3 separate regions of the Homo sapiens genome follow, and all the other regions are linked to region 3. A link is a loop called in an ENCODE intact Hi-C map of the cell type or tissue named here. Cell type or tissue: A673. All regions are shown on one strand. Region 1 overlaps MYO18A (myosin XVIIIA). Region 2 overlaps SEZ6 (seizure related 6 homolog). Region 3 holds the start of PIPOX (pipecolic acid and sarcosine oxidase).

What was found. A loop is a pair of places that touch in the nucleus more often than their neighbours do. Peaks named below come from ENCODE experiments on the same cell type or tissue, not always from the same donor. Only the 100,000 strongest peaks of a DNase experiment are listed, where the experiment ranks them.
Region 1: a loop joins it to region 3, with 2.5 times the contacts of the local background. A loop is called at or near these places in 5 of 110 quality-filtered maps.
Region 2: it touches region 3 in a loop (2.3-fold over the local background); 9 of 110 quality-filtered maps call a loop at or near these places.

The regions. Positions count from the first base shown.
Region 1 is chr17:29,108,091-29,116,090 of GRCh38, forward strand. It overlaps MYO18A (myosin XVIIIA), which reads right to left. Exons shown (of 42, transcript NM_078471.4): 12 at 7,574-7,750; 13 at 7,261-7,351; 14 at 6,817-7,009; 15 at 5,921-6,007; 16 at 3,632-3,773; 17 at 3,334-3,493; 18 at 2,346-2,532; 19 at 1,768-2,011. Among named protein-coding and RNA genes, the nearest start is that of MYO18A, 68 kb to the right of the region's middle. RefSeq lists an enhancer at 489-1,071. In A673, CTCF peaks have their summits at 3,937 (motif pointing left), 4,149, 5,394 and 7,983 (motif pointing right); DNase peaks (open chromatin) are centred at 3,901 and 5,431; H3K27ac peaks cover 1,896 bases.
Region 2 is chr17:28,979,074-28,987,073 of GRCh38, forward strand. SEZ6 (seizure related 6 homolog) reads right to left here. Exons shown (of 17, transcript NM_178860.5): 2 at 2,298-2,966; 3 at 607-740. The region is part of intron 1 of LOC105371716 (a long non-coding RNA gene); the gene reads left to right. Among named protein-coding and RNA genes, the nearest start is that of SEZ6, 23 kb to the right of the region's middle. RefSeq lists enhancers at 3,754-3,803, 6,582-7,222. In A673, a CTCF peak has its summit at 4,775; DNase peaks (open chromatin) are centred at 3,448, 3,958, 4,748, 7,078 and 1 weaker place; H3K27ac peaks cover 6,557 bases.
Region 3 is chr17:29,039,448-29,047,447 of GRCh38, forward strand. It overlaps PIPOX (pipecolic acid and sarcosine oxidase), which reads left to right and starts at 3,694. Exons shown (of 8, transcript NM_016518.3): 1 at 3,694-3,892; 2 at 5,412-5,560. The coding sequence starts at 3,779. RefSeq lists an enhancer at 3,173-4,061. In A673, a CTCF peak has its summit at 3,366 (motif pointing right); DNase peaks (open chromatin) are centred at 974, 3,344 and 4,674; H3K4me3 peaks cover 426 bases; H3K27ac peaks cover 4,955 bases.

The sequences.
Region 1 (8,000 bases), 69 kb after region 3:
GTAGTCATGGAGATTAAATGAGAAACCAGGTAAAAAGCACAGTGTGACTCACTTGGTTGGCATTTAATAAACACTCCTTTTCCCCCTCTGTCCACTAGAGCAGGACATGAGAAAGGCTGCCCTCCTTGCCTCACCCTGACCTTGAGTCCTAGGCCAGGTGACCAAAAAGACTTGTAGATTCTCTTTCCCTGAAGAGTGTCTGGGCTTCAGGTCAGGGGAGGTGTGACCTGACTTTTGGCTTGGAGCAAAGTGGGTCAGAGCAGTGGCTAGCAGGAAGTGACCCCAAGTCACCCTGATCTTACCAGAGCCCAGGGTGGAGGGCCACGAACTCCACTCCCACAAAATCACAGAATTTCAAACCAGAAAGGGATCTTAAGCCAGATCCAACTCATCTTTCAGACACAGAAACGGAGGCCTGGGAGGAGCGACTGTCTTGCTCAAGGTCACAAAGGCTGCTGCTGGGGGCAGAACTGGCTTCCAAACCTGGACTCCTGACAGCTAGCCAAGGGCATGCTCCACAGCAATGACGGGCTAGCTGGCTCTGGGAAACCCTCCAGCTGGGAGGTGAGGCTGATGCATGTGCCTGATAATTGAAACAGGAGGTGGGGGCTGCTGAGGGGCCAAGACAAAGTGAGCTATTGATTGTATCTGAATTGCAATTAAATTGATGGGCCAGGATAGCAGGTCTGGACGCCTGGCATCTTAATTAATCATCAGTGCTATAGTGCGGTGGCTGGGGGCCGGGTGAGGGAAGGGGGGCCTGCCGCTGCTGGCCTCATCGATCTGCTTGTTTGAGTAACGCACATTGATTTTGGTTCAGAGCGGTAACAATCTGGTTTTGAAATAATAAACACCAACTCCATATCAAGACGTGGGGACAGATCGATGATTTATTTAGAGCAGGGCAGGGAGCCTGTTTCCTGGCTTGGGCTGCTAAGGAAGTTTTAGTGCCCATGGGAATGCCTGAAGGGGACCTGGCTGTGGGTGGGTGGGACCCTACCTGCTCTTCTAGTGAAGGAGAAAAACAGCAGAAACCCAGCAACTCATAACTTCTCAGGCAAAAAACAAAAAAAAAACAAAAAAAACCCACCCTACTTGAGAGACATGAGACATGACTCTACAGCCAGCCTGCCTGGTCAAATCCCACTCTGCCACTCAGGAGCTGTGTGACCTTGGGCAAGCTACTTAACCTCTCTGAGCCTCAGTCTCCTCATCTGGAATGATACCAGTGTGCTATCCCGGCCCCCAGCCACCGATAACAGCTTCTAAGGACTCTAAGTAACCACTAATACTATCATCCTGTCTGTCGCCTCCTTTAGATGGGTCCATAAAAAAGGGTCTGTCTGACCTTTCTTGGGAATTTTAAGTACTTCAGAAAGATTTAGCACCTCATTTCTCACTGGGCAGATGGCTCCGAAAGGGCACTGGGTTTGCTGCTGTGGGCAAAGCTGAACTGTCCAAACTAGGGACGTGGGAAGAAAGGGAGCTGTGGACAAATGACAAGGTGCAGGGTGGAGCTAGGAAGGGAGGGGGACAAAGAGAACTGAATATGGAAGGGAGAGGAGGAGGCGGGGACTCTGCAGGATGGAAGGAAATGGACAAAGGGGCTGTGGGCTGGGAGAGATGAGGAGAGACCAGAGCAGAAAGGATCGTGAGGAAAGACAGGAGCAGCCCCACTGCAGCCCACGGGTCGCAGGTGGGAGGTGGGGCCGGGCAGGGCCAGCTCTGGAAAAGAGAGCCCAGAGTGGAGAGGAAAGGAGGCCCCACCTTGGCGGTACATGCGCATGGCATCGAGCAGGCGGGAGCCGCGGAGCTGGGTGCGGAGCAGGGGCACGTCGAGCTGCAGGAGCCCAGCCTCGCAGTGGTCTCCCGAGGGCAGGTCCAGCTCACTGCTGCTGCTGACTCGGCGGGAGGAGGCGGAACGGGGCTCCCCAGCCCAGCCCTCAGCTACAGGCAGGAAGCAGTGCACAAAATGCAGCTTTGACTTCTTGATGGTGTCGATGAGGGCGTCCTGCCGAGGGGAAGAGACTGCCCTCAGTGGGCTCTGATGGCCTGTGCTCAGAAGAGCAGGGACTGGTGCCAGCGTCTCCACTGCTCACAGGGTAGCAGCGGCCCCAGCACCAGCCAGGACATGCTAAACCTGGACAACTCTGCCCTCGCCGGGCCTCGGTGGCCACTCACAGGTGGCAGCACTGAAAAGAAGACCCCCACCTGCAGCCATTGAGTCACAGTGGGACGCTGAGTGGGCACCAGATGGCCTCAGTGTGCTCGGAGTCCCCAGGCCTGCCTACCAGGGGTAAGGAAGGGTCCCCAGGCCTGCCTGCTGGGACCCGGCTGGCACTCACCACCTGTAGCTTCATCTGGATGCACAGTGACTTCTTTTTGACAGCCGCCATGCCTGTGGTAAAGGTTTTCCGCATGCTGGTGGCCCGGCGCAGTGCCAGCTGCGAGCCGCCCTCCAGGCCCGCGATGGAGCCAGAGAGCACCGTGGCACTGCCTGCGCGGCCCAGAAACAGGTTGCTGATGATTTTTCTGCCAGAGGTGGGAGGATAAGGGAGGAAAAGCAGTCACATCGATGGAGCGGGAAAGGCCGCTCCTCCCCCAAGGCCCCAGAACACTAAACAGTCCCATTCAGCCACGTCCAGGGGCCTGGCTACCTGAACTGCATGCCCCACACCCTACAGAGAAACAAACTGTGGAGAAATTTTCAAACAGTAAGGAGAGAAAGCCAGAGGTGGGCAGAAGCCAAGGGGTGGACAGGAATCGGACAGAGGGGATCAATCTACTCATCTACTTCCCCTCACCAGGGAGGGCAAAGGTGTGGAAGAGTTTCCAATGTGACAGGAGGGGTTAGGGTTCAACATCTTCTAACATACGATATAATTTATTTATTATGTTTATTGTTCATTATCTGTCTCTCCCATTAGAATGTAAATTCCACAAGGGCAGGGAGTTCAGTTTTGTTTACTATTATCTGCCAAGCACCTAGAAGCCCCTGTCGCAGGGTAGGTGCCCACTAACCATCTTCTGAAGAGTAGAACGGATGACAGGGCCCGTGGGGCTGGGGGTTCTAAGGCCGCTCCTGCCTTCTTTGACTTGAGGGTGTTCTTCACATTTAAACCATAGGCTCTCCCACCATGTCTGCCTCCCACCTCTACTTCAAGAGGCCCCTCAAGCTCCTCAAGGCCAAGTGCCCTGGGCTGTTGCCTCTCAGGAATAAAGGCCATCTACTTTGCTAGTGAGGGGGCCTCTGAGACAACCCCAGGGGGAGGGAGCCCCAAAATCAAAACAGTCCTGGGTACAGAACAGGGGCGGAGGGAGTGGTGGTCTTACTTCTGGGAGTCCTGCAGGAGCCGGGGGGCATTCTGGGTGGCTGGGTTCTGCTTGGTGTAGTTCAGCCAGCCAGTCACATTGTACTCTACCCAGTTGGTGCCATGGCTGTGGCCCAGGAGAAAGTGGTGTGGTTTGCTGCTGTGCAGAAGGGGGCTTTGGCCTGATGGTGGGAGAAGCAAGATTTAGGTCGTCAGGGTACAGGCACAAAGTGACCCCCGCCCCCTCCCAGGGAGTGCCACCTGGACCCACCTGTATGTAAGAGGAAGCAGAGGAGCTACCCTCTAGGGATGCCACCTACCTTTTTTGTCACCTTCCTGGGGGCCATAATAGGAGAAAAGGCGCTCCAGGAGGGTGTCCTCACTGGCCCCTGGCACCAGAGCCTCCTCTTCCAATAGCCAGAGCAGGCCCCTCGCCTCGTCTGTGCGGGCCAGCGAGCGGACCTACAGAGAAGGAAGGAAATCCCTCCTTGTCATATGGAGCTGTGGGAAAGGGGCCAGGGTGGTGCCGGGCCCAAACACACCCTACAGAATGCTACACATGTGCACACATGCACACACGCACATGCCGCAGCTCCTGCCGCTCACTGCTGACACCTTGTGGAGGAAGCGGGCAGCCCGGGGAAAGGGGAGCCAAGAAAGTGAGCAGAGGGAAGCCCACAGCAAAAGAGGGTGCTTAGCACTCCAGTCCAAAGTCACCAAAGACTGCAGCCTTCCTGCTGGCCCGAGCCCGCGCCCCGAGGCCCTCCTCCACCCTCGTCCCCTCGGAGGTCACCAGGGACTTGGATGAACCCCACATTGCTCTCACTCCCTGGCAGTGGCATAAAGTCTGGAAGGCCCTGAGCACAAGAGTTGGCCCTAAGGAAGCTGTCAGTAAGTGACAGCTGTGAGGTTAATCCTGGTCTCTGAAAGGAGAGAACCCAGAGGGGGCTCAGATGGCTGCCAGTGGGATCACTGCAGGGTCACTCAAGGGCCAAAAGCATAAGACAGGTGACTTAACGGACGTGGCAGCCAAAACGGGTAGAGGCTGGGGCAAGCTAGAGAGCAGGTATCCCTATCCAAAGGGAAAAACCACCACTGAGCTGCAGCTAGCTGCTCTCCTGGAAGAACACTGGCCTAGCATTGATAAACCCTCTGGTTCTTCAAGAGAAGGTAGAAATATCTAATTCTAATTTCCAATATCCCATGAAGGCCAAACAAACTAGGCCTGTGGCCACATCTGGCCTGAAGGTGCCTTTTCTGTGGAGTTCCTGCATCTTTCTTGGGCAGGAAGGATGGAACCTTCCCCACACCCTATTCTGGCCTGGCCTTCAGGGGCTGGAGGAAAAAAGAAGTGAGAAAAGGGCCATTTTTCCTCTCTTTGACCCCAGCTGCCTGCATCTCCTCCCCGCAGATGCCCAAGGGAGTTGGCGTGATTACCAGAAGGAAGCAGAATGTGGCCAAAGGCCAAGGCAACTCTAGTGGCAGGAACCGAGTAGCAGGAACGAGCAATGAAGCAATGAGATGGGAAGACAGGCTTGGCACCGAGGGCCCCTTCCCCAGGGGTGCAGCCGCCCCATGCCAAGGTCCATTAGTCAGGAGAGACCACAGAAGAGAAAGGAGAGCCAAGCTCTTCCCACATGCTGTCTGACTCCTGCTGCTCATGCTGACATCCCCCCTCTCCCGGGAACCACAACGGTTCTGAGTGAGGCCACCATAGGAGCCCAGGTGTCAGGAAAAGAAAATTCACTTCCCTGGGGAGATGCGGTGCTTGGGCACTTTAAACATCTGTCCCCGGGGGGATACTCACTCTTTCGCAGCCCCACCACTTGTGCAAGCCAAGCAGGGCCTCATGGCAGAGAAGAGGGAGGGAGAGGTAGGGATCAAAGCAGAGCAGGGAGGTCGGCAGCCTCGCAAAAATGCCAGTTCTCCAATAAAGCACCTTATGCAATTTCCCTAATGGCGGACAATCGCCAAATGCCAAGAGTTTGCTAGGCCAGCCAGTCCCCCACCGAGTGCCAAGGTGCCCAGGACACTAGCACAAAGGGTGACAAAGCCTGCCCCCAAAGTTGAGGGGTGAGGGTTCATATCCATGACAGTCCCCCAGAGGGCGTCTGACAGCTTAGCACTGTTTCCCCTGGGAGCGGGAGGCTGGCTCCTGGCCCTGTTCTGTTAGGTTGCACCAGTCCTCTACTTGGGGACAATGGGAGGGAATGACTATGTCCTTGGGGTCTAGGCCCTCACCAGCTGGGACTGGTCACCAGGGCTCCTAGCAGACATACTGGAGGCTCAGCCAGTCACCAGCTGGGGCCCGAGCCTCAGCTGCTGAGAAAGGAGATATGCTTTCCTGCCTGACTGGGACCCCCATGGGCTGTGGCTCCCCAGGGCACCAGGGCAGAAGAAAGTGCCACCTTCCTGGCCAAGACTGCCTGAGTGCTGAGGGGCAGAGCCCCAGCACCAGAGAGTAGTTGGTGTCTGGGCATAGCTGCTGGACCCTCCCTCAGCCCACAGTGGCACCCCCAGCAGCAGCTCAGATGGGGAGGGCTCCACCACGGGGAGAGGGGTGGGGAACGAGAGGAAAGGCTTGCCCAAACCCTCTCTGGAGCTCCTACCAGGGACTGATGGGAGGCCTGGTCCACAGCAGCCACAGAGTCATCCGTCGGGGGTTCCAAGTCGTCAAACGCCAGCTCGATGTTCTCCTGGGAAAGAAGGCCGAGCGGTAGTGAGCATGGGGGTCACATTGTGGGGAACAGCCTTGTGAGTAGGCTGGGAAGGGGCTCTGAGATCAGCAAGGCCAACCTCCTTCTGTGCCGTGCAGGAGCTCCCTCCATCATCCCAAATGAAACAGCTCCCAAGGAAACACACTGTATTTTTTGCACAGCTAAAATTCTCAGAACCTCTTTTTATCCGAAGCCAGAGTCACATTCTCATTACTCACATGAGTTGATTAGGCAACACAGAACAAGCCCACTCTCAATTTCACACAATCATCCTTGAAACACTTGAAGACAACTGCCATTTTCCTTCTGAATCCTCTCTCGCCCCAAATAAATATCCTGACAATTCACTCAACTCACTTCCAGATGAGGCAGGATTTCCAGTTCTCGTCCCATCCGGGACACCCTTTTACAGAAGGCACTAAATCATCACCTGGCACCCTCACAGATCAGGGAAGGGAGACGGGAAGGCCAGGCCCAGACACACTTGGAGCAGGAACCACACAGTGGCAATCACCAGGCCTGGGAGGTGCCTCAAAAGAGGCCAAGGGTAGCCTCCTGGGGGCCCTCAATGCACCTGTAGGCTTCCTGGAGAGTAAACTCTCCACCAAGTAAGAACGTAGCCAAAGCCAGAGGCCACGGACAAGGGGGCAAGGAACGACTCCTGCTCCAGAGAGCGCAGGAGGACAGAAATGGAGAGTAAGGTGATGCCTTCTGCATCCACAGATGCCCTCGCTGTGGGTGCCAAGGCCAGAATCTGAGGCTAGATGAGGCCCAGGCCCCAGAGCTACCTCCTTGTATCTTTCCAACTCCTGCACGAAGGTGCGCTCGTGGAAGAGCCTCTGCAGCCGGTCTTGGGTGTAGTTGTGGCACAGCTCCTCAAAGGAGGCTCCGCGGGCTGACCCACCCTGCTCAGGGTTCTGGAAGCCCGGGGTGTCGACAATCATCATGGAGCAGAGTGAGTGCTGGCTGGACTTGAGAGCCCTGGATAGGGACAGCCTGGGTCAGAGCCTCGCTGGTTGGCCCCGGGCACCAGGAAGCCCCACCCTGCCCAAGCCAGACCTCTATCCCTGCCCAGGACCCTGGTGGGGAGGGCATGCTGGCCTTGCTCATAGCCCATGGGACAGGGAGCCCCTGCTGGAAGAGACCGGCTCTGCCTCGGCCAACAAGGCATGAAGGCATCTACTCCACCTCTGCCAAAGCAGGAAAAGCCCTGGGTCCTGCCTGGCACTCACCTATTCACCAGGGAGACGAGAAGGGTGAAGAGCTCGCTGTAGAGGCCGGCCGCCATGCCCTCAAGGCACTCCAGTGCACTCAGTTTCGGGCCTGTGGGGCAGGGGGAGCAGCGCTATCTCCTTCTCCCCAGGGCTCCCCATCTGGGTAAGCCCCTGACCTGCCCAGGGCCCAGTCAGCACGGGGCCTGGGGCAGGGCCTCTGCCACTGACAGAGCATCTGTTCACTCCAGCAGTCCCCTCCCGCCCCAGGGATGGCAGCAAGCCCCAGATGAGGCCTCACACTCACAACTACCAGCCAAGGGACAAAGGGTACCTGTCCCATCTCCCAGGCCACTCTCCTCGGGGCCCTGGCGGAAGGAGGTGGAGCGCTGCAGGGTGCCACCCTTGTGCTGGTGCTTGAAGATGGCTGAGGACAGCTCCTCCAGGCTGCAGCCCAGTAGGTACGCAGCCTTCTGGGCCCACTCATGGCGGGCAAACTGCTTGCGCCCAGCTGTGGAGTGGAAAAAGGGATCTGGCATCCTGGGTCTTTTTCCTTAGGCCAGCTGATGACCTGATGACCAGCTGATGACTATGCATCTTCTGGAGGCAAAAGCCAGCCCTGATGACACCCGATGGGCTTCAGGCAGAACAGGGGCAGCCAGCAGTGGCCAGCATTTCCTGTGTCCCGTGGGGATGGAGAGAATGAGCAGGTCCTAAAGGAGGAGGTAACTCCACATGCTGCCACCGGAGGGCAACAAACC
Region 2 (8,000 bases), 60 kb before region 3:
GGGTTTGTGGAGGTTGAGGAGCCTGTGGGACATCTGTGAGGACCTGTAGCCTCAGGCCTCGGGATTAAGAGAAAGTCTTAATCCTAACGGAGGGATGAGATAACCCAGGGAGGCTGGGGACAGGAGGCTGGCCTGTAGATTTGACTTTCCTATCAGCTGATCACCTCTCTGATGGTGTAATCAGGTCTGTCTTCCCCCACCTCTGCATCCCAGAAGCCAGCACAGAACCTGACCCAGAGGAACTGCTCAGAGAGGATTTGCTGAATGAATGAATGAATGAGTGAAGCTCCATGACTCTCTCAGGCCCAGCGAGGCAGCCCTGTGTTCTCTGCTTAGCCCATAGATTCAGATGTAGGGTTTATACTCACCCAGTCCCCTGCCCATCCAAGGCTAGAGCCCCCTCCCACAGCCCCTCTTGGCTTAGGCCATTGCCAAACACACGGGGCAGAATCTAACCATTTAGGCCCATCTCCCAGCCCTGGCCTTAGGCGATGCCCCACAATTGATGCCCCTAATCATCCCCACATCCTCTCATAGCATGTGCCTCTCTGAAGAAAGAGAATACACCCGCCCCAGCTTTGCCCTTGCCAGATCCAGATCACTCACCTTGATTTCCACGCCATAGCCAGGGTAGACAGAGATGTAGAAGAAGCAGTCCAGGCCAACATCAGTGGGGGAGCTGAGGTCTGTAGGGGAGTCCAGAGAGCCCTCTGGGCCTGAGAAATTCCAGCTACAAGGGCCTGGGAGGCAGGAGGAGACACAAAGCTAGTGCCAGCTCTGGTGAAGTGGTCCAACTAAGGCTGAACCGTGTGTGTGTGTGTGTGTGTGTGTGTGTGTGTGTGTGTGTGTGTGGTGAAGACCACCTCTTGTGATGTCTAGTCTCCTGTTGAAGGAAGGGGACCACCTTTTATTAGGCACCTACCATGTGCAATCTTTTTTTTTTTTTTGTATTTTTAGTAGAGATGGGGTTTCACCATGTTAGCCAGGATAGTCTCCATCTCCTGACCTCATGATCCGCCCGCCTCAGCCTCCCAAAGTGCTGGGATTACAGGCGTGAGCCACTGCACCCGGCCCCCTAACATGTGCAATCTTATCTCAGTTTTCACAGTAGCTCAATGAGGTTTGTTTTCTTTCTTTTTTTTTTTTTTTTTGAGACGGAGTTTTACTCTTGTTGCTCAGGCTGAAGTGCAATGGCGTGATCTCAGCTCACTGCAACCTCTGCCTCCTGGGTTCAAGCTATTCTCCTGCTCAGCTTCCCGAGTAGCTAGGATTACAGGTGTACACCACCATGCCTGGCTATTTTTTTTTTTTTTTGAGACAGAGTCTCGCTCTGTCACCCAGGCTGGCGTGCAGTGACATGATCTTGGCTCACTGCAAGCTCTGACTCCCGGGTTCACGCCATTCTCCTGCCTCAGCCTCCTGAGTAGCTGGGACTACGGGCACCCCCCACTACGCCCGGCTAATTTTTTGTATTTTTTAGTAGAGATGGGGTTTCACCGTGTTAGCAAGGGTGGTCTCGATCTCCTGACCTCGTTCCACACGCCTCAGCCTCCCAAAGTGCTGGGATTACAGGCATGAGCCACCGCGCCCGGCCAATTTTTTGTATTTTTAGTAGAGACGGGGTTTCACCATGTTGGCCAGACTAATCTTGAACTTCTGATGTCAGGTGATCCACCTGCCTCGGCCTCCCAAAGTGCTGGGATTACAGGCATGAGCCACCGTGTCCAGCCAGAAGTTTATTTTCTTATTGCCATTTTACAGATGAGGCTCAGAGATGAGATGTTAAATAGAATTCCTAGGGTCATGTTATAGTTGGAAGAATCAAGATTTTTTCTTTTTTGAGACAGAGTCTCGCTCTGTTGCCCAGGCTGGAGTGCAATGGTGCAATCTCAGCTCACTGCAACCTCTGCCTCCCAGGTTTGAGTGATTCTCCTGCCTCAGCCTCCCGAGTAGCTGGGATTACAGGTGCCCACCACCATGCCCGGCTCATTTTTGTATTTTTAGTAGAGATGGTGTTTCGCCATGTTGGCCAGGAGGGTCTTGAACTCCTGACCTCAGATGATCCACTGGCCTCTGCCTCCCAAAGTGCTGGGATTACAGGCATGAGCCACTGTACTTGGCTGAAGAATCAGGATTTGAGCTCAGGTCTATCTGGGTCCAATCTACATGCCTCCTGCAGGCTGGCCCTTGGTGCCAAAGGGCAGGGCAGGCTGGCACAGTGTCAGAGACAGGCTTTTAGGGGCCCCGCAGCCTCCCCCATCCCCATTTCCACATCTGCAAGCCAGCAGGTAGCTGACCTGGTGTCTGGACTGTGGTGATGGTGGTGGTGATGATGGTGGTGGTAGTGGTGGTCTCCTCATCATCTCCTGAAGCTGTGGAGGAGGTGATGGTCCCCTGGATCCCGATCCCTGCGCCCTGGGACACAACCTCTGCAACCCACGGCCTTCCCATGTCTCCAGGACCCTCTTGGGTTGGTGTCCAGGCTCTGCTGGGGGGTGTAGTGCTGGCTATCTCCCCTGGGCCTAGGGTGGGCACTGCCATGCTGGGCCCTGGAGGTAGGGGAGCTGTGATTCGAAGCATAGGGGACTCTGACTCCGGACTCCAGGGTCCCTCCTTGGACTGGGGCTGAGTGGGTACCGCAGCCATGGCTGGAGTGGGGCTGGTAAAGACAGGGCGGCTGTCCTGGTTGGCCAGGCGGGGAAGGGGACTTGGGGTGAAGGGTGCAGGTGGGTCAGGCTGGAAGGGCAGTGCTGGCCTCAGCTCCTCATCTCCCTTTTCCAGCCCCTCTTGTAGGAATTCCTCAAGCAGCGGGTGGTGGTTGAGCAGCTTCAAGGTGGGGGCTGTTGTGACAAAGTGGACGCCTCGTTCTGGCTGCTCAGGTGTGGGGGCTGCTGTCAGCTCGCCATCTGTCTCCTCGATGCCTGGGGCTTGTCCTTTCCCCACGGTTGGGGCCTCTAAAGAGAGTCCTGAAATAATAAGGGATGGTCAGAGGTTCTCCCCCTGCTCCAGAGAGCAGCATCACGCCCAACTCGAGTAGTGGGGGGGCCCGCTCTCTTTTGACAGACAGCCCTGAGGAGCGTGCTCACTGCTGAGAATCACGGAACTACAGAATTTGTGAACTGGAAGTGAGGTGCTATTACATACTTCAAGGGTGGCACATGAGATACTCTTTCTCCTCCAGCACCAGAGGCAGGCATTTCTAGCCCATCCGTGCACTATTTCCTACTGTTCTCAGGTTCAGCCTCAGAATCCTCCTCAACACAGCACTCCACGAGGTCACACCTGACACCTCAGACTGACATGACAAATATTTGCCATCCCTAATGAAGAGCAGAGGCCTTATTTTACTAGTGAGGAAATAGGCCAGAGAAAGGAAGTGACTTGCTCAAAGTCACGCGACCAGTTGAATTGAGATGAAAACCGTAAGTGTGTCTCCCACCACAGTGTCTTTCCTGTCTGAGATGATAGGGCATTCAAGTTCATTTCCTGTTCTCAGTGAACCTGCTGGTCATTAGCCTCAGGAAATGCGTCACATATTTGGGATTTTATTTTAGATTTCCTCATGGTTGCATGACTTCTTTTTTTGTTTGTTGGTTTTGAGACAGTGTCTCGCTGTGTGGCCCGGGCTGCAATGCAGTGGTGTGATCATGGCTCCACTGCAGCCTCAACCTCCCAGGTTCAAGCGATCCTCCCACCTCAGCCACAGTCCCCACACCCCCACTTCTAGTAGCTGGGACTACAGGTGCATGCCACCATGCCTGGCTAATTTTTAGAATTTTTGTAGAGATGGAGATCTCACTATGTTGTCTGGGCTGGTCTCAAACTCCTGGGCTCAAGCAATCCTCTCACCTCAGCCTCCTAGGGATTACAGCATGAGCCACCGCACCCGACCATGGGTGCATGACTTCTTTGTTAGGGGCCCAGTAGTTTCTCTCCGTTCTCAGGAAATCATTTCTTTTGTACTCATTTCTGTTTTTATGGTCCTTCTAGAGCAGTAATATGAGTAGAGTGGGAAGAGCCAAGTTCTGGAGCTAGGCAGACATAACTTCAAATCCCAGATCCACTACTCTAGGGCTGTGTGCCCTCAGGCAAATAACCCAAACTCTCTGAAGCTCAGTTTTCTCATCTGTAAAATTGGGTTTCCTTTTTAGGATTGACTGAGATAATATTACATCCCGTCTCTATTTGATATGTCCCCCTGAGTTCCCTTAATCTTTCTGGTGACACTAATCAGGTTCCATCTAGGGCAGGGTGAAAAACAGGTGTAGAATGGAAATCTAGCATGCTACCCACCCACTCCCTAATCCATGGCAGGCATTGCTAATCAATTTTGGTTATTTCTTGCTAAGGCCACCTGGTCCTTAGCAACTTCCCTCTCACAATGTTATTCAGGCAGCCACTACCAATCAATGAGATTGGCTCTGGGGGATGAAACTGATTTGCTATCTCTGGTCTGAGGTACAGATTGCTCTGCTATTGATTGTGTTGACTTATTCAACCACATAGCTGGAGAGATGATGCATATTCTGCTTGTGGCCCATTCGGCTCCCCAGATCCTTAACTGCCAAGAAAAGGTCAATGAATGCTGGCTCCAGATTCAGCTCATACAGAATTTTGCCAGCTCTGAGAAGCCTGGGAGGATATTTCTGATCCTTACAGCTCTCAAAATGGCTGCATGAGGACTTGAAGGGAAACACAGCCGGGGTGAGATCACAGAGTTTGCAAGGAGAAGGTCGCTTCCTCCGCACGTCTGGTGGTGGGGCTGTCATTCCAGAGGCTCACACCCACTCCATAGATTGGCAGGCATGAGGAAGCAGCAGATGGCCTACGTTCTGTTCAGGAGACCATAGCAGCTCTGATGTGTCAGACAAATGGGAGGAGGGAGGAAATTGGGTGGGGGAGGTGGGTACAGGTTGGAGGGCTCTCCATTCTTCTGGGTCAGAGGAGCTTGGGCACCCCACATCCCTGAGAAACCAGGACCAACTGCTATCTCCTGAGATGCCCACTAAAGCAGCCCATCTGTGTCTTGGCATTGTGTGCCAGCCACTGACAACACCATCCAATCTAGATGTCCAGCCAGGCCCACACCCCCCAGAGCAGATGGTCCACCAGTGCCTGTCTTTCATCTGAATAAGTTACGGAAGGTCCAGGCAGTGCCTGTGACATGCCAGAACAGGGCTCCTCTTTTTGCCCACCCCCCAGACATCACACAGGCTATGCCAGGTAAGCTGAGACTGATTCTAGCATGGCGCAAGGAAGGGGGGCTTTTCTAATCACATAGATTGGAGCCCCCTGGATCCGGGCATTGTTTATGCGGCCCCTTTCCAGAGTACCCAACAAGAGATGTGGCCCTTGGCTCTCAGAGTAGGTACCTGTGTGACTCTTCCTGGGAGAGGGAGTGCACAGAGATTCTCTAATTCAGGAAGTGTCCAGGGCAGGCACAGCTCTTCCCGCTGGCTGCCAGGTGGGTGCTGAGCAATGGAGCAGCACTAATGGGCACCTCCCATCACTGTCGATTGCACTGATTGTGCTATCTGGGATCGAGATAGCATATCAAACGAGCAAGTTGATTCCAAAATCAGCTGCCACTTGGTCCCAGCGGGTGCCACCCACTGTCATAGAGGGTAAGATAACCTCTGGGAGACAAGCCATTTCTGGGGAGAGGGCATCTCCAGACCCCCTGGTTGACTCTGTTGGAGGCCTGAGGCCCTGAGACCTGCCCCCTAGTTTCCCAGGATTGTGGCCAGTGGATAGGGGCTTCTCTCTGCCTGGGCTGACTGAATTCAGGGGTGCAGGGACTGACGAAGGGAGAGTATGATATAGGGGACAGCAGAAGAAGGTGTCAGGGGCTCTAATGCCCAGTCTCATCAGGCACTACTGTGTCAGGCCCTTCCCAGACCTTGTATCATTTAATGGATGCTGCGCCTCTGGGAGATGGGAATTTTATTTCCATTTTACAAAGACCTGAAGCCTAGAGAGCTGAGGCAAGGACTCGCCTGAAGTCTCGCAGTGACGCAGCTGGGATTTAAACCTTCGATGATTTGGCTTCAAAGCCCTAGGTCTTTCCACATACCCACCTGCCTCATGGGAGGGGCAGACTGGAGCTACACAGCAGACAACACTCCAGCCAGTTGAAGAAACTAAGTCCAGGGAGAGGCACGGACTCGTCGAAGATCTCACGCCATTTAGAAGTCTGGGGCCAGAGCTTCTGGCATTGGGACTTGGGTTGGGCCCTGGTCGAGCAGGCCCTCAGGAAGCCTTCTGGCTGGGACCCAGGGAAGCCCCCACCCTGTGCCTGAAGCACATCTGAGCCTCAAACCCAAACCGGAGACCCAACAACACTGCTGTGTGGGGCCAGGGCACAGAGCCACACAGACCTGGGTTCAAGTGTCAGTTCTGCCACTTAAAAGTCATGTGAACCTGGCAAGTTGCCTCTCAGAGCCTTTGCCTCCTCAGCTATAAAATGGGCACTTTGGAAGGGTTTTGTGTGAATCTGCATGCTCTGAATAGGAGAGTTCTGAAGGCTGAGGGAGAAGGCCACAGTCAGAGGTTAGGCAGCCCCTGTCAGGGGAACACTGAGGCAGGCTTCTAGGGTAGGAAGGGGTGGCCCCTGGCAGGTAGGGCTCTCTCTTCTCTGGGGGACTACCCATGTTCCATGTTGGGTGGCAGCATGTGTGACCCTGAGGATGTCAAATACCTCATCCATAAAACAAGGATAATACTGCACCATGCAAAGGGCGACCACCTTCAAGGCCCTGCATGTCGGTGGGGGACACAGCGGTGGGCCGCAGCAAGATCGTCCCCGTGATCCCCACTTGCCAGGCCCACCTGGTGCCAGAACACAGGATGCACTCCGCAGTTGCTCAGTCCTCCCCTCCCGCAGGGCCGGGGGCTGCATTCTCCGAGTGGGCTGGGTCCGGGAAACACCCCTCCCTTCCCCGCGGGCCATCCCTGGTGGAGACTGCCCAGGAACTTCCCAGCGCCTGCCGCCCCCAGCCCTGGCATGGCCCCGCCGCCGCCTGGGCCCTCCCCCCGCATTAGCTCTTAAGCTGTGCAAATAGACATCGGAGGGAGCCCTGTTTAAAGTATTTAGACGAAATGAAAAAAGGCTTTCATCGGCACTAATGAGCCATTCAGGATGCCTCCCCGGTGGATTCTCTCCCGCTCCCGCCTCCCTGCCCGCGCCGCCCCGCTATGGCCCCTCTTGGGATTGGAGGCCCCTTCCTCCCAACCCCAGCCTGGGACTCCCTGGGAGGACCGCTTACCCCGCCTCACTTCCCAGGGCCCAGCTGGGTGAGGGTGGAGCGGAGGCCACCTGCGCCCCAGCCCCACCAGATCTGGATCGGGATGGGGGGCGGGGCCCAGCCTGTGTTTAGGGGAAGCCTTAAGGACTGGGGCGTGTTCTAGCGTCCAGCTAGGTAGGTGTTATGGCCTCTGTCTTATAGATGGGGAAACCGAGGCTCAGTGAGGCCCAGGAGCTTGCCCAGGTTCACAGTGGTGGTGTGCGGTGGAGCTGGAGTCATTACGCAGTGCCCCAGCCTGGGGGAACCGCCGAACCAGGCAGTGGTGCCACCTCAGGGCCAGCTGGCTTGCCCCTTCAGCGCTGCTGTTTCTGCAGATCTTTCTGTACCAGTCAGCCAGAAAGCCTTGGGTTCCAATCCCAAATCGATGTGACACTAGCTGTGTGACCTGGGCGGGGGCTGCCCACTCAAGCCTCTGTCTGCTCATCTGTGGAGTGAAGACATACTGGGTTTGGGGAGAGCTCATCTATGGACAGACATATACTGTCACCCACCGCAGCCTCTGGAAGGGCAGGTGGCACTGTCTGTCACTCTGGCAGCCCCTGAAGAGGTGCCAGGCATTTCCCAAGCCTCTGGCCCCTCTGAGGTGGGCAGTCACGGGAACCAAAGTTCTGGGACGAGTTCAGGCCTGATCCCCGCCTCATGGCAGCACCAACTGTCAGCTTCGGGGGAGGGCATGACAGCGTGTGGGTACAAGGG
Region 3 (8,000 bases):
TTTATATCAAGCCTTTACATACTCAGATAGTACATTTTTCTCGGTTATGTCAGCCATTTTTTATTCTGGGGAGCTGTCCAGTTGTGATGTGGATGCTGGCCTGTTCCGGGGGGTGGGAGTGGCATATGGAGTTGTGAGGATTTCTGGACTCTTGAAATATACATACATATATATATATATATATATATATATATATATATATATATATTCTGGGGTTTTTTTTTTTTAGAAGAAAAAAAAGCCAAGCATGGTAGGTTTTGCTTGTAACCTAGCACTTTTTTTTTTTTTTTTTTTTTTTTTAGGCAGGCTTGCTCTGTCGCCCAGGCTGGAGTACAGTGGCACAATCTCGGTTCACTGCAACCTCCGCCTCCCGGGTTCAAGGGATTGTCTTGCCTCAGCCACCTGAGTAGGTGGGATTACAGGCCTGCACTACCACACCCAGCCAATTTTTGTATTTTTAAGTAGAGACAGGGTTTCGCCATGTTGGCCAGGATGGTCTTGAACTCCTTGCCTCTAAAGATCCTCCCACCTCGACCTCCCAAAGTGATAAGATAACAGGCGTGAGCCATCGCACCCAGCCAGTCCCAGCACTTTGAGAGGCCTACGTGGGCAGATTGCTTGAGCCCAGGAGTTTGAGACCAGCCTGGGCAGCATGGCAAAACTCTTGTCTCTACAAAAAATAAGCTGGGCGTGGTAGTGCACTCCTGTGGTCCCAGCTACTCAGGGGGCTGAGGTGGGAGGATCAGCAGAGCCTGGGAATTTGAGACTGCAGTGAGCTATGATCACACCACTGCACTCCAGCCTGGGTGACAGACTGAAATCCTGTAACAGGAAAAAAAAAAAAAAGATAAAGAAAAATCCAGTCCGATGGCACCTCCTCTCTGGGCTCCTGTTTTCCTAAGAACAAAAGGGCTAGGCTGAGAGGACAGCCAGTTGCCAAGATCAGTCTGGGGGATTACTTGTGGAATGAGAAGCATTGCTGGCGGCCTTGGCAGGCCACTGTAAGGAGGCAGGGCAGCTCCCTGTAGTCATGTGGGTTTCCTGGACCATTATTTTCTCCCACTCATTGTGGGAGAAATAGCAAAATATTGAAATCGGAATCATCATTACAAGTTCTGACTCATCCTCAGTAAAGCACAGTGGTTAAAGGAACGGATTCTGGGGCAGACAGACCTAGGTTCACAGTTCAGTGTCTTTCTTTTCTTTCTTTCTTTTTTTTTTTTTTTTTTCCATAGAGCTGGAATCTTGCTCCATTGCCCAGGCTGGAGTACAATGGTGTGATTATAGCTCACTGCAGCCTCAAACTCCTGGGCTCAAGTGACCCTCCTGCCTCAGCCTCCCAAGTAAGTAAGACTACAGGCATGCACCACCATCCCTGGCTAATTTTTAACATTTTTTGTAGAGATGCGGTCTTGCTATGTTGCCCAGACTGGTCTCAAACTTCTGGCCTCAAGTGATTCTCCCGCCTCGGCCTCTCAAAGTGTTGGGATTACAGACGTGAGCCACTGTGCCCAGCCTCAGTGTCTTTGTATACCAGGGGTGTTGCTTTGGGTAAGATAGAATCTCTCTAAGCCTTCACGTCTTCAGCCATTAAGTAATATTTTGGTTATGGCTGTGTAAAAAACCTCCCCAAAATGTTGTGGCTGAAAACAACAACCATTTTATTCTGTTTCATGGTTTTGTGGATCAGGAATGAAGCTTGACTGGGTGATTCTTCTGCACTATGCAGCATCAATTGGGTCACTTGGTACTATTTGGCTGGTGCTAGGCTGGGCTGGAGGAACCAAGATGACTTCACTTTTCTTTGAGACAAGGTCTTGCTATGTTGCACAGGTTTGTCTGGAACTCCTGGCCTCAAGCGATCCTTCCTGACTCAGCCTCCCAAACCAAGATAACTTCATTCTTATATAGAGTTCTCCACCTGGTCCCAGGTCCTCTCCATGTGAACTCTCCCATAGGGTGCCTGCACTTCTAACATGGTGGCTCAGGGCTCAGAGAGTAAGGGCTCCTTGGCCAGGTGCGGTGGCTCATGCCTGTAACCCCAGCACTTTGGGAGGCCGAGGTGGTCGGATCATGAGGTCAGGAGTTCGAGACCAGCCTGGCCAATATGGTGAAACCCCGTCTCTACTAAAAATATGAAAAATTAGCTGGGTGTAGTGGCGCTCGCCTGTAGGCCCAGCTACTCGGGAAGCTGAGGCAGAAGAATCGCTTGAACCCACGAGTCAGAGGTTGCAGTGAGCCAAGATAGTGCCACTGCTCTCCTGCCTGGATGACAAAACGAGACTCCCTCTCAAAAAAAAAAAAAAAGTAAGGGCTCCAACATAAGAAGAGGAAGCTGCCAGTCTCTTTAGGGCTGTGCCAGAAAGTGTCATGGTATCACTTTTGCCATATTTTATGGGTCAAGCAGTCACAGAGTCTGTGATAGAAGGAGTGAAAAAGAATTTGGGGCCATCCTTAATCTGCCAAAAGTAGGCATAAAAATACTCCTAAGCCAGGTGCAGTGTCTCACACCTGTAATCCAAGCTTTTGGGAGGATGAGGTGGGAGGATTGTATGAGTCCAGGAGTTCGAGACCAGCCTGAGCAACACAGTGAGCCCTCGTCTCTACAAAAAATAAACAAAATTAGCTGAGCATGGTGGCATGCGTTTGTAGTTTCAGCTACTCGGGCGGCTGAGGTAGGAGGACCCCTTGAGCCCAGGAAGTGGAGGCTACAGTGAGCCGAGTTCGTGCCACTGCACTCCAGCCTGCGTGACAGTGAGATCCCAGAGATCCTCTCAAAAACCAAAACTTCAAAAACAAAAACCCGCAGAAACTCCTAGGGCTATGAGGAGTAAATGAGATAACTCATGCAGAGGCAAATTTACCATGAAGCAAATGAAACTTCAACCATGGGGGTCCTTAATTGAACAGTTTCTTCCACATCCGGGCATCTAATTTTGTATTAATAATTCTCCTTTTTTCTTTTTCTCAAAGAGTACCCTCGAACTGTATGACAATCAAGCCCTACCCAAATGCCAGTATCAGTACTTACTAAGCATACTGCCTGGGACAGAGAGATGCTCAACACGGGGCCCCTCCAGGCACTGGGCTGGCCTGGTCCCCTCTCTGTGGCTGAGGAGAGGGCTCCTCCTCTCACTCTGCCCTTTCTGTCTTTTCAGGATCATTTCTTCTTTCTTCAAAATGAAAGTAAAACATGCTGGGAATAATTTCATAATTACAAAACTGCCCTCCCAATTGGCCCCTGCCTCTACCCCCTGACCTCACCACCCACCAGGGAGGTGGGTCTTATTCTGGGCATCGTGCCAAGTTCTTAGCGGGGCCCTCTAGAATCTCTAAAGCAAATCAGGCTGAAGAGGGGAAAACCAGCAGGGGGAGGCAGCATTCCCGGTGCCCAGTATGGTCTAGGAGGCATTGAAATTCCAGGGCCGAAGTCCTGAGACAAAGATCATAATGAGACAGGAAGGTGGCAAAGGAAGGAGCCCATTTGCATGACAATAATTGAGCCAAGAATAGAAAGCCACAGGGATGCAAGGGTGAGGCTGGCGGCTGAGCTGGGCTAAACCTCACAAATCAGACTACCCAGCTCTGCTCCGCAGGGGAAGGGAGACTGAGCCCTGGGCCAGGCTTGGCAGAGAGGGAAGCGGGAGGACACGACCCCAGGGCATTGTGGGAACACTGGCCAGGCTGGACTTTGCCTTCCTCCTCGTCCTTTAGCCGGGAGCCTGTCTTTGCTTGCCTTTGCCTTTGAGGCTCTGTGGCTGTGGGGCTGAGTGGCATCATGGCGGCTCAGAAAGATCTCTGGGACGCCATTGTGATTGGGGCGGGGATCCAGGGCTGCTTCACTGCATACCACCTGGCCAAACACAGGAAGAGGATCCTCCTGCTGGAGCAGGTACTGTGTCCCTTCTGCACCCCCAGCTGTAAGGACTGTCCTACCCTCCTCCCCTGCAGAAGGGTTTTCAGAGCCAGCAGGCTACAGGGCAAGGCCAAAGGGACTGAATCATCAAAAATTCTGTGTAATTTGTATCTTAGCTGCCTAGTGTGTTTCATGGCAATTCAAAGAAGTTTCACATCCCTCATACCCACATTGGGTTTCTAGGCACATTTCCTCTTTCTACTGCTTCCCAGTTCCTGCCCTTGACCAAGCGTCCTAGGCCCTGTTCTCTTCCTTCTCACTACTCTTTCCCTTCTGTGCCCAAATGGTTGATCCCCACCCCAGAAAAATAATTGGTTCTGCTCTAGGTAACCTAAAGTAAAGATAATTTTGCCTAGAGGCAAAGGTTGATTTATCAGCCTAAGAGGTAGGATTCTGTCTTGCATATTCCTGGCCTCTCACACCAGAACCCAGCAGAAGCTTCTGTTTTTTTTTTTTATTTTTTATTTTTTGCCACCTCCAGATAATAGCAGCCTCCTTGTTTGACACATGATAAGTGAGACTGAGGCCTTATTTTTCCTGCTACGCAGTGCAGTCTGCAGTGACCACTGCATATGTGGGTGGGCCCTGTGTGTCTGCAGGGTCCTTCGAGGACAGGGCCACCCAGCTATCCACTGCAGTGGACTCTCCCTTTCCATTCTGCCTGCAGCTACCCAGGCTGGCTATGGTTTGCTCTTCTTGGTAATGAGCCAGAGTAGTTAGAAACCTTCTTCATTTCTCTATCAGTTTTCTCAAAGCCCAAGGGATTCCTGGTTCATCCTCTCAGGAAACTCATTGTTGCTGAATCCTGAGGTGGTTCTCTTACCCTGAGTGATCTGTAGCCACAGAGAAATAAAGTCAGCATCAGTTTCCTTGTTCATAAAATGAAGGGGCTGGAGTAGTTGAACTGGAAGGTTTTTTCTAATTTTGCTTCTTTGTGAATCTAAGTGAGGTGAGATTGCAGCAGGATGGTTGAAGACTAGCTAACAAAAGAACTTCTGGATGTGAACAACGTTAGCAAAAAGGAAGCCTAAGTTAGTGCTATTGAAGAACTTCTATCTTGATTGCCAAGTCAGTAAATTGGTCATAAAGAGAGAATTTGGAAAGATTGTGTGAATTTTTTTTTGTGGGGGGACAGGATCTCACTCTATTGCACGGGCTGGAGTGCAGTGGTACTATCATAGTTCACTACAGCCTCAAACTCCTGGGCTCAAACAGTCCTCCTACCTCAGCCTTCCAAGTAGCTGGGACTACAAGTGCCACCACACCTGATAGTTTTTAAATTTTTGAGAAGACTGGGTCTTGCTATATTGCCTAAGCTGGTCTTGAATTCCTGGGCTCAAATTATCTTCCTGTGCATAATCCTTCCCCAGATTGTGTGGAAATATTTGAAGGATAAATGGCTCCTGGTTGACAGCACATGCTGATATGGCTCTTAACAGGGGATGCAGTGTGAGGGGTAATGGCTTCCATCATCTCTCTTGTTTTCCACTTCCAGTTCTTTCTACCACACTCCCGAGGAAGCTCCCATGGACAAAGCCGGATAATCCGAAAGGCGTACCTGGAAGACTTTTACACCCGGATGATGCATGAGTGCTATCAGATATGGGCCCAGCTGGAGCACGAGGCTGGAACCCAATTGCACAGGTGGGCTGTGGGAGGAATTCCTTGAATCGTGGGGCTCTGCACCTGCAGGTACTTTTAGTGTGTGAAGTGGCAGCGCCATGGAACATTTGGAATGCAATGGGAGGGACACAAGGCCTCAAGAAGTACCAGATGCATGGAAGAGTTCTGCTGTCATGGTGGTCACCCCACAGGTCCAGCTGACTCTGGCCAGGCTCTGCGTTGCAGGACTGGGTTCAGACCATGTGTCCAAGGCTAGCAGAAGCAGTACTGGAAAGCCTGCTGGCAAGGCACCGTGTGGCAGATGCCCAGAGTGGACAGGAGTCTGCTGGAGTGTGTATTTTCAACTCTGTGGAGGCCTCTGCAACTCTTTTAGGGCAGGGGTTGAGATAGAGGAGGAGGCTGCTTTCAGGAGGATTCTTTTTTTTTTTTTTTTTTTTTTTTTTTTGACAGAGTCTCGCTTTTTTGTCAGGCTGGAGTGTAGTGGCGCCATCTTGGCTCACTGCAACCTCCACCTCCCGGGTTCAAGTGATTCTTCTGCTTCAGCCTCCCGGGCAGCTGGGACTACAGGTGCGCACCACCACACCCAGCTAATTTTTGTATTTTTAGTAGAGACAGGGTTTCACCATGTTGGCCAGGATGGTCTTGATCTCTCGACCTCATGATCTGCCCTTCTCGGCCCCCCTAAGTACTGGGATTACAGGTGTGAGCCACCGTGCCTGGCCCAGGATTCTTTATAGTCAAATCAACATCCTAACTTTTCCTGAGGGGTCCTCACCCCCTTTAGCAGCCCTATAAACCCATTTTGTTCTCTCTGAGTACCTTTTCCTGTAGGAACAAAATGGGGACGTTCCCCAGGCTGGATTGCTTGCCAGGGAGTGAGCCTCCACGTCTTTCTCTGCTGCCTTCATGGCTCTCTCCAACCCTTGACCTTTCAAACACTCATGGGAAAGAAAGCCAATAATCTGTGATGCAATGGGAACTTTAACCATCCCACCTCCCTCCCACCTCCTCTGTGACTCTTAACTGAACTTCCTACAAACCCTGGCTCTACCTGATAGGGTGGTGGTTATTTTAATGGCCAGGAACCAAGAGGTTAGTGTTCTGTTGCAAAAATACCATTAACTTAAGAACAAAGTGAAATCCATTATGCAAATCAGCCAGGGCAGCTAATTACAGATTTATTCAGAGGCAGCTAATGCACCCAGCACCCAAATAAAGGAGCATGTCTTGCTGGTGGGTGGCCCGGCAGAGGGACCCCTCTCTGTCAGTTGTCTGTGAATACTGCTGAGCATCTTTTGCTAAAAGAATCGCCCTGGGCCTCAGAGGGCACACTTCCTCCTAGCACACAATGAGGCAACTAAGAGACGTTAGAGTGTCTGGAATCTTTCCGAGGGAGACGATTCTGGAGTGAGACAGGCTTAGGTTTGACATTGTGCTCTATTCCACACCAGTTGTGTGATCTTGGAAAAGTTTCTTGACTTCTCTGTGCCTCACTTTTTACGATAGGGCTCTGAGAGGATTAAATGAGACTTTTGTGAAATACTTGGCCCAATGTCTAGCACCTTTCAATAAGGGGCAGTCCCTTATTGACCCATTCTGGGTCAGCTGCATTCTGTTCCATTGAGCAACAGTGGGAGGAAAGGCAGGAGGAGACAGATGGGTGCAACAACCACAGATACCAAGGGGAGTGGCAGCAGGAAAGAGGGAGAGGGATCCTTGGGTAGGAGACTCTCAGAAGCGCACAATCCTCCTCTTTGCCAGGAGGACAGGAATTTGGACGGGCTTTGGAACTGGACCTGGCTCTAAATCTCAGCTCTGACACGCTCAGCTGTGTGGTTTGGAACGAGCTGTTGAACCTCTGGTGAGACTCAGCTTTTTTCATCTGTGAAGTAGGGATACTAATACCTGTGTCATGGTGCTGGGGTGAGGATAAGTAGGTAATGGGCTTAGAACAGCACCTGGAAAACCATCTTCCTCCTCCTCCTCACCATATATGTAGTGTTTACAATAAGAAACTAGGCTGGGCATGGTGGCTCACGCCTGTAATCCCAGCACTTTGGGAGGCTGAGGCAGGTGGATCACCTGAAGTCAGGAGTTAAAAACCAGCCTGGCCAACATGGTGAAACCCCGCCTCTACTAAAAATACAAAAAGTAGCCAGGCATGGTGGTGGACACCTGTAATCACAGCTATTAGGGAGGCTGATGAGGCAGAAGAATCGCTTGAACCTGGGAGGCAGAGGTTGCAGTGAGCCGAGATCACGCCACTGCACTGCACTCCAGCCTGGGTGACAGAGTGAGACTCCGTCTCAAAGAAAAAAAAAGAAAAGAAAAGAAAAGAAAAAACTAAGAGTTGCCTAAGTACCTGACACCTATAACTCATTCCATTCTCCTCACAATCTTATGAGAGGGTTGCTGCCGGGTAGTCAGGGTCTTATCCCATTAATGCAAATCACAGAATTAC